Regions from separate parts of the Homo sapiens genome. Here region 2 is linked to region 1. Evidence: chromatin contacts called from ENCODE Hi-C or POLR2A ChIA-PET data. All regions are on one chromosome and are shown on one strand. The core of a region is the stretch at or near the end of the contact, and the rest is flanking DNA. Distances in the headings are between cores, read along the strand shown. Region 1 overlaps DENND2A (DENN domain containing 2A). Region 2 overlaps DENND2A (DENN domain containing 2A).

What was found. Hi-C counts contacts between places; a loop is a spot of excess contacts on that map. ChIA-PET counts read pairs that join two places held with the same protein, here RNA polymerase II (POLR2A). Pooled maps may share reads with other maps.
Region 2: a map of HepG2 shows a loop between it and region 1 (17-fold over the local background). The contact joins two enhancer-like sites. A Hi-C loop is called at or near these places in 6 of 168 maps with a recorded cell type or tissue (HepG2, K562, MCF 10A and 2 more), 4 of 37 single-sample maps with no recorded cell type and 8 of 50 pooled maps. POLR2A ChIA-PET finds 5 or more read pairs at or near these places in 4 of 52 experiments (HEK293, OCI-LY7, activated naive CD4-positive, alpha-beta T cell and 1 more).

The regions. Positions count from the first base shown.
Region 1 is chr7:140,595,662-140,599,839 of GRCh38, reverse strand. The region is part of intron 3 of DENND2A (DENN domain containing 2A); the gene reads left to right. Among named protein-coding and RNA genes, the nearest start is that of DENND2A, 43 kb to the left of the region's middle. Within about 2 kb of position 2,093, at least 4 of the 41 ENCODE cell types and tissues checked have a DNase peak (open chromatin) inside an H3K27ac peak, as active enhancers do.
Region 2 is chr7:140,515,168-140,519,345 of GRCh38, reverse strand. It overlaps DENND2A (DENN domain containing 2A), which reads left to right. Exons shown (of 20, transcript NM_015689.5): 20 at 608-926. The coding sequence ends at 639. Among named protein-coding and RNA genes, the nearest start is that of MKRN1, 38 kb to the right of the region's middle. Within about 2 kb of position 1,250, at least 11 of the 41 ENCODE cell types and tissues checked have a DNase peak (open chromatin) inside an H3K27ac peak, as active enhancers do.

The DNA.
Region 1 (4,178 bases), core at 844-3,343:
GATGATTCTTTTGGCTGTAAATAGCATAATTTCTTTTTTTTCCCCACTTTCTCTGTAAATAGCATAATAGCATAATTTCTTGTGTTCTCTTCAAGGGGGAAAAAGTTTGCATATTCTAGAATTTATTTACATATATTTGTATATATATATGTAAATATATATAAGTTATTCCCAGTTTACAAATAATGCTGTGATAAGGAGCATATAGCATTACTAGTTTTGCTACTTACTAGCTGTGGGACATTGGACAAGCAACTAAATTGTGTTGGCCTCATTTTACCTATCTGTAAAATGGTGATAATTATATTATAGTAACCACTTCACAGAGTTGTTGTGAAGATTGAATGAGTTAACATGTATAACATAAACTTAGTACAGAGCCTGTTCAATATGTGTGAAGTGTTTTATTTTTCTCTGGCTCCATTCTGTTTAATTAATCAGGCTATTTTTTTTTCAGTACCAAACTATTATTTTAACTTCATAATGTATTATTATTATTATTTTTTTTTCGAGACAGAGTATCGCCCAGGCTGGAGTGTGGTGGCACAATATCAGCTCACTGCATCCTCCACCTCCTGGGTTCCAGCAATTCTCCTGCCTCAGCATCCCAAATAGCTGAGATTACAGGCGCACGCCACCACGCCTGGCTAATTTTTTGTATTTTTAGTAGAGACAGGGTTTCACCATGTTGGCCAGGCTGGTCTCGAACCCCTGACCTCAAGTGATCTGCCTGCCTTGGCCTCCCAAACTGCTGGGATTACAGGCATGAGCCCCACACCCAGACCATAATGTATTTTAATATCTAGTAGAGCTTATAGAAAGTTCTTAATGTTGCTAATAATTAGTCAGTTGATCCTCTTGGACTTCCTATATATAACATCATGTCATATGCAAAAAAAAATAATAATCACTTTGTCTCTCTCCTTTTTAGTAATTATAAACCTCTTGTTTGTTTATTTACTTATTATTCACCTTTTCCAAAAATGTCTTGAGTGTTTCTGCCTGTATTTTTCTGAATGTTCTAAATATTACTATCAAATTTCACATACATAAAATATGTGGGGGTTTTTGTAATTAATATATAATTATTTGACATGCTATGTATTTGCTACATTTATTTCTAAGTCTTTTCTCTTTTTAATGCAATGGTTAATGTCTTTTTTCTCATATGGTCTTTGTATTTAAGAAAACTCTTATTTTGTGTGTGTTTGTGTGTATATATATGTGTATTTTTTAAGACATCTTAAATTTCTTATTATTTCTAATAGTCTGTTAGTTGATTCATAGAAACTATGAATATAACCATATTGTCTACAAAGAATCATCATTTTACCTTTTCTTTTTAATTTATACCTAATTCTCTTACCAAATTGCACTGGCTGAGACTTCCGAACAGTGTTAAATCGTAGTGCTGAAAGCAGCGTACAGTCTTACTTCGCCCCTAACTTTAATGGTAACGCATCTAGAGTTTCACTCACAGGCACTCTTATTTGAGATATGTTTTTATGTTATCAAGTTAGTGTCCATTTATATTTATTTTTTCACTTAGAGTTTTAAAAATTAGGACTAGAGATTAGATTTTTGTTAAAGTACTTTTCAGAAACTCCTGATGATCATATGATTCTTCTGCTCTGATCCATTCATATTGAATTTATATTTTAATATTAACCCATCCTTAAATGTGGGGGATGAATTCCCATTCGGGCCTGGTTTATTATTCTTTTAATGTACTACTGAATTTTATTTGCTAATATTTTAAGATTTTTGTATCAGTAAATAAATTAGACTGGTCTAGACTTGGGTTTTATTGCACTATCTTTTTTTTGCAGAATACATACAGGATGATTGCACTATCTTTACTAGGTTTGAGTTTCAGTGTTACTTGAGGTCTGGAGAAGAACTTAGATGCTTCCTTCTTTATGTTCTGAGAAAATCTGAATCCATCTCCAATAATAAATCCTTTCTCCAGCCAGTGCCAAAGCCCGGGTCCCCGAGCACTCCCATGACTTCCCTGCCCCTGCCCAGTGCTTCCCACAGCAGCCCTTCCACGCCCCTTCTGGCTCTTCCTCCAAGGAGGTCCCACACCCCCAGGGACAGGTTGATTCTGGGAAACTGGAATCCTTCATCTGTGTCATCACTGGGCAGGCGAGTCAACCTGGGGAACAGTTATTCCCATTATCTTTTCTCTCTTAACTATCATCTGCGCTTTTCAGTCTTCCAGTGTTTTCTTTATAAACAGCTAAAGTTACTTATTTCAGTCCAAAGATGAAATTTTTCTTGGCCAGTTTGAATATGGTTTCATCAGCTGTGTTTTAACAATTTTGACTTTGGGTTTTTCATTTTGTTTAAAATAGTACAATGGAGGTGATTAGGGCAAGATATTCACTTTCTACTCTTAAAAAAATAAAGTATGCTCTTTATTGTGGTCCTATCTCTTAAAAACAAAAAGGACTGTACCACGAATTTGGCAGACGCACCACCCTCTTTGAGGGAGGAAAGCCAAACCAAGGTTGAAGAAAGAAATGATTAAGGATTTAGAGGTTATGAGGGTTTCAAATTTCATGGCCAGGCTGTGTGTGCCTTAGAGAATGTATTCAGCTTATTTTCATAGGCCAATTATTTCACCTCCTTAAGAGCAAAACCAGCGGATTCAGATCCTCGGTTTAAGAAAGCGTATTTTTCTTTTTCTCTTCCTGTTTCTCTCTCTTCTTTTTTCTTTTCTCCTCTTCTCTTTCCTTCCTTTTCCCTCCTTTTCTCTCTCCCTCTCTATTTGCTGTCTTCTCTTTTCTTTCTTCATTTCTTTAAAGCCCCAGGAAATTAAATGCAAGGACTTAGGCCTTCAATCCTAAAATGGAAAATGAGAAACCCTCAAATGTCAGGAAATTCCAAAGATAAGGTTCCTACAACAACATTAACTTGGTTATATGTGTTTTATGGCATACACTTAATAGCTCTGGCAAGAATGCCTTAAGGCCGACATTTAACAAGAAAAGTTACTACTCTTTAAGTGTGAGCACCATCCTGAATTCACATGTATCTACATACTCAAAATGTCTTAACTGGAATTCAGATTTTTAAATTTTAGTTTAACCTGGTCATGTGACAGCTTGTAGATCTTTATGAAACCAAATAACTGCAATGACCAAAATTTCAACTTTTCAGCTGATTATTTTGGCATCATATAGATTTGGCCTTTCCTTGGAGCTTTAGTGTAAGACTTTCAGAACTTCTTGAGGACGTGAAACCTCAGTCATTATATGGCTGCCAGATCACACTGTGCTGTTATTGATTCCATAATTTCCATCTTCTATGGGACTGATACGGATCCCCACAGCTCTCTGGCTGGGCAGCAACCCTCGGCTCTCACAGGTTTAACAGTTAAAATTAACTTACCAGCCAAGCTGTGGTCCATCTCAGTCAGCAAGGCATCCCTGAGACAACTCGGAATTACCACGTCTAAAAACTGAATGTTTCAAGTCTTCAAAGGAGCGCATTGTTTGATTAAGTTGATGTTTAGAGCAAAAGCTACTCTGGAAGCTTCTGAGAAACTTGATTTAGTAAAGCCATTTATTTCAATAGAAGCTGCATTGGAAAACAGAGAGACGGTGCTTGCTCTTCCAAGGTTGCTGTTGTCCATTACAAGAGTGATTTTCATGTCATTTCTCATTGAAAGGTGGAAATCGTTGGATATTAGCCACAATGAGGGACAGAAATAGTTTTTCCTTCTGACATTTAGGGTTTAGATCCAGGATAGAGAAAAGCAGAAACCCTGTGAGTGATCCTAGTACACGGTGGAGGAGTTACCCGATAACAGAATGCAAGCTGAGAGCTAACGGAAGTCTCCTCCTGCCTAGCCGCCTGCCCTGAGCACCTGGTGGTAGGAAAGCCCTTCCTGAGTATGGCGAGCCATGGGGAAGAGCTGCCGTGGCCACTCAGGAGAGACAGGCAGAAAGACTCTGGCAGCTGGAGGAGGAGGATGGAAGTCAGCGCGTGGCATCCTTGATTTCTAACCCAGCTGGATGATGTTTTAAATGGTCGCTAGGTGCCAGGCTAGCCAAGCTTTTTTTTTTTTTAAACAGGGTCTTGCTCTGTCTCCCAGGCCGGAGTGCAGTGGTGCAATCTCAACTCACTGCAACCTCCGCCTCCTGGGCCAAGTGATTCTCCTGCCTCCGCCTCCG
Region 2 (4,178 bases), core at 1-2,500, 80 kb after region 1:
AGGGAGCATGGCGGGAACCAGACAAGGACGTCTGGCAAGAAAGACTCGCACTGGTGTCCAAATTCCTCTGGAAAGTAGAAACGTGACACTTACAAGGACTGTAGTTTAATCAGTGAAAAGGCCCTTAAAGGGAAAGGGAGAATGAAGACAGCCAAAAAAGAGGACGGAGGCCCCAGTAGGGAGGTGTCTGCAGCAGTGAGGCCCTCCCAGAGGGCCTGTGAAGGGCGCCATATCTGTGCCTCCTGCAGGACGGAGGGCTACCTGGAAGCAGAGTGTTTTAAATACACACAGCATTGCTGGGCACTTTCTCCTCCCCTGGCTCCTGAGGGATGTGTTAATTCGGTGCTTCCTTTATTACCACAGAAGCAGCCAGCCCTCCTAGACAGCTCTGATGGTCTTCCTTTCAAACCCCCTCAAGTCTGAGGAAGACCCCACGGGGATCTCTGGAAAGAACAAAGCCCCTTTGGCTTCTCCAGAGCAAGGGATGAGGCTCCCTGGGGTGGCGTGGGGGCCCCGTTACCCGCACCACTTCTGGGTGGAAAGGGCAAGATTTATCTCACCCTCCTTTGTCTGCCTTGTGAAATGTTCTCATTTTCCTTTTTTTTAGGCAATAAAATGAAATTTCTCCACAAGAAATAACTCTCAGCCTCAAGGGAAAACTTCCTCCTAGTGCAGCCCTATGCTTTAAAAACAGTTCCTGGTGGCCTTTCTGAAAGGCTGGGTCCCAGGTTGTCACGGTGCGGAACTGGAGGCCGCGGTGGCTTCTGGCCGAGGCTGGGCTCTTCCCTGGATGAGGACCTGGGAGCCGCCTGGGAGGACAGCCCCAGAAAGGGAGCCCGAGACCAGGCGTGTCGCCGACATGCAAATGGGTTGTTTTGGTGGTTGGGTTTTTTTTTTTATCTTAGATATTAAAAGTAAGAAAAATGTGTGGGTTTTCTGTTTATTATGCCAAGGCCAAGAGGAGCCTGTCCTGCCCTACACGTTCCCCTCGTTCGTCCCATCCGGCCGCTCAGCAATGGAGCTAAGAGGAGTGGTGATGGGCAACAGAAATGAGGTGCTCCTCGGAGCGGGACTGACGACACATGAGGACTGTGAGGGGAGGAGGCGGAGCCGGTGCCTCGGGTTCAGGGAGTGAGGCCTCCTAGTGAAAGGCTGGGCCCTTGCCCTAGAGTGGAGGCTAGGGAGGAACGGGAGCTGTAGACGGATGTGGCTTCCCAGACACGCTGCTCTTCCAGAAGGGACAGTGATGCCACCTGGTGGCCGAGGCCATGGACGTCTCTCTTCCCAAATGGACCTGACTCTTCTTGACTGCCTTGTTCTCTTAGAAGAAGCCATGGAACTGTCCACTGCCTGAGTAGTCCCTGGCTTTTAGAGGCACACACACAAAAAGAGGTCAGTAAACTGTTCTAGGGGTCTTCAAGTTTACGACACTGCTCACGGCCCACCTTCCAACACATAGCCACAACTTTGACCCCGTTCCCATCTCATTCCAGGGGCCCAGAGCAGCATTAATGCAATAGTGGATGTGCACTGCCTGTACACGGTGGGGGGCGGGGGGACCTTTTGCGGCTGATGGTAACAAGATGGAGGGTGAGAACGCTGGGGCGGCGTCATGAGCCGTGTGCAGCCAGAGAGGCAGCTTGCGTTTTCTGGACCAGAAGCAGGGAGGGTGTGGAGAAGGCCAAAAACCTCAGGGCGACCTAAGAGCTGTCCTGCAGCGGGGACAGTGGGGACAGCAGGGACAGCGGGGAGGCAGGAAAAGCCCCGAACACAGCTGAGGCAGGTTCTCAGAGCAAGCCTCAGGGCCACTACCAGGTGACCCCTGCCCTCAGCTCTCACCAGCGACCCTCACAGAAACACAAAAGGGAGGGGCGCCGACCTCAACAATGGCCCAGAGGGGCCATACTGCCTGGCAGGGGTTCTCAACCTTTAGGGAGCGGGAGCAAGGGGCCTTCCGAGGATAAATAGAAATGAGGAAAATGAGGGGAGGTGACCTCTCATCCTTCCTCTTAGCTGGAGTTATGGACCCCCTCGCCCCTCCAAGTTCTACCCAGGCTTTGGTGTGTCCATTACTTTTTCAGAGGTGAAGATCCACAGTTTACATCAAATTCTCAAAGATGCTCCCAGAATGGTAGAAACCAGGCTGTGCATAAAAATTAACCTGCCTGGCCGGGCGCAATGGCTCATGCCTATAATCCCAGCACTTTGAGAGGCCAAGGCAGGCAGGTGGATCACCTGAGGTCAGGAGTTCAAGATCAGCCTGGCCAACATGGCAAAACCCCATCTGTACTAAAAATACAAGAAAAACTTAGCCGGGCATCGTGGTGCGTGCCTGTAATCCCAACTACCTGGAAGGCTGAGGCAGAAGAATCGCTTGAACTGGGGAGGAGAAGGTTGCAGTGAGCCGAGATCATGCCACTGCACTCCAGCCTGGACAACAGAGCAAGACTCCTTCTCAAAAAAACTCTGGCTGGGTGTGTGTGGGTGGGGACTAGGGGGATGCCTGAATGAGAATCCCTGAATCCTTGAGTGTGGGGGTTCAGGAATATGTATCTAACAAGCTCCTTGGATTAGTCAAGTTTGTGTGTGGGCTCAGGAATATATGTATCTAGCAAGCTCCTCAGACTAGTCAACTTTCTTAATAGTCTGCATATTTGTATATTGCCCAGAAAGGGACACTTTTTGGAATATACTTTCTTTTTTTAACTTATTTCGCATTATATTGTTTACTTAATAACTCCAAGCAAATAAATGTACATCTTTATCAACATTCCCAATGACTGCATAATATTCCATTCTGTGGGGATACTAAAAGCTATTAGTTCATCAGCCTTTGGCTCTTTATACATGCAGGACGTTTCCAGTTTTTAACATCATAACATCGAAAACAGCATCTTTGTACAAGTATCTTAGCACACTTGCCCCATCTTAATTTTCATTTTTGCTTAAAGTAAAATATACATACTTTTTTTTAAATTTATTTACTTTTTTTTTTTTTGAGATGGAGTCTCGCTCTGTCCCCCAGGCTGGAGTGCAGCGGCACGATCTTGGCTCACTGCAACCTCCACCTCCCGAGTTCAAGCGATTCTCCCCCTTCAGCCTCCTGAGTAGCTGGGATTACAGGCGGGCGCCACCACACCTGGCTAATTTTTGTATTTTTAGCAGAGACGGTGTTTCACCATGTTGACCAGGCTGGTCTCAAACTCCTGACCTCAGGTGATCCGCCCGCCTTGGCTCCCAAAGTGCTGGGATTACAGGTGTGAGCCACCACGCCCTGCCAAAATATACATACTTTAAAAATACACATACAGATATTAGTGTACAGCCTAACAAACGTTCACAAATGACCATGTGAAAGTTGCCAGAATCAAAATGGAGCCACACAGACACACAAAATACTTGTGTGAGGACATCTGCCCAGCAACTGCCTGTCCAGCCTCAGACTGGCGCCAGCCTTGTTATGGATCCTTGTAGCCAAGGATAATGATCTCAAAACAATGTGATCCTCCCTACTTTTCCTTTAAAAACCCTGTCTTCCTTTACCTCCTTGAATATGCAGCACATAGTTTTTACTATGTCCTGTGTATTACCATTGCAATGGCTATTCTCAAATAAACATGGTTTTCTTTTAGGAAAAAAAAAGAAGGTGGGCACAGAGGTCCATGCTTATAATCCTAACACTTTGGGAGGCTGAGGTGGGAGGATCACTTAAGACCAGGAGTTCAAGACCAGCCTGGGCAACATAGTGGGTCCGCCCATCTCTACAGAAAATTTTAAAATTAGCCTGGCGTGGTGGCGCACTCCTGTAGTCCCAGCTACTCAGGAGGCTGAGGCAGGAGAATTGCTTGAACCCGGGAAGCAGAGGTTGCAGTGAACCGAGATTGCACCACTGCACTCCAACCTGAGTGACAGAGCAACCTGAGTGACTTTCAAAACAAAACAAAACATCACGCCTGTAATCCCAGCATTCTGGGAGGCTGAGGTGGGTGGATCACTTAAGGTCAGGAGCTCGAGACCAGCATGGCCAACATGGCAAACCCCCATCTCTACTAAAAATACAAAAATTAGCCAGGTGTGGTGGCGGGCACCTGTAATCTCAGCCACTCAGGAGGCTGACGTGGGAGGATCACTTGAACTCAGGAGGCAGAGGTTGCAATGAGCTGAGATCACGCCAGTGC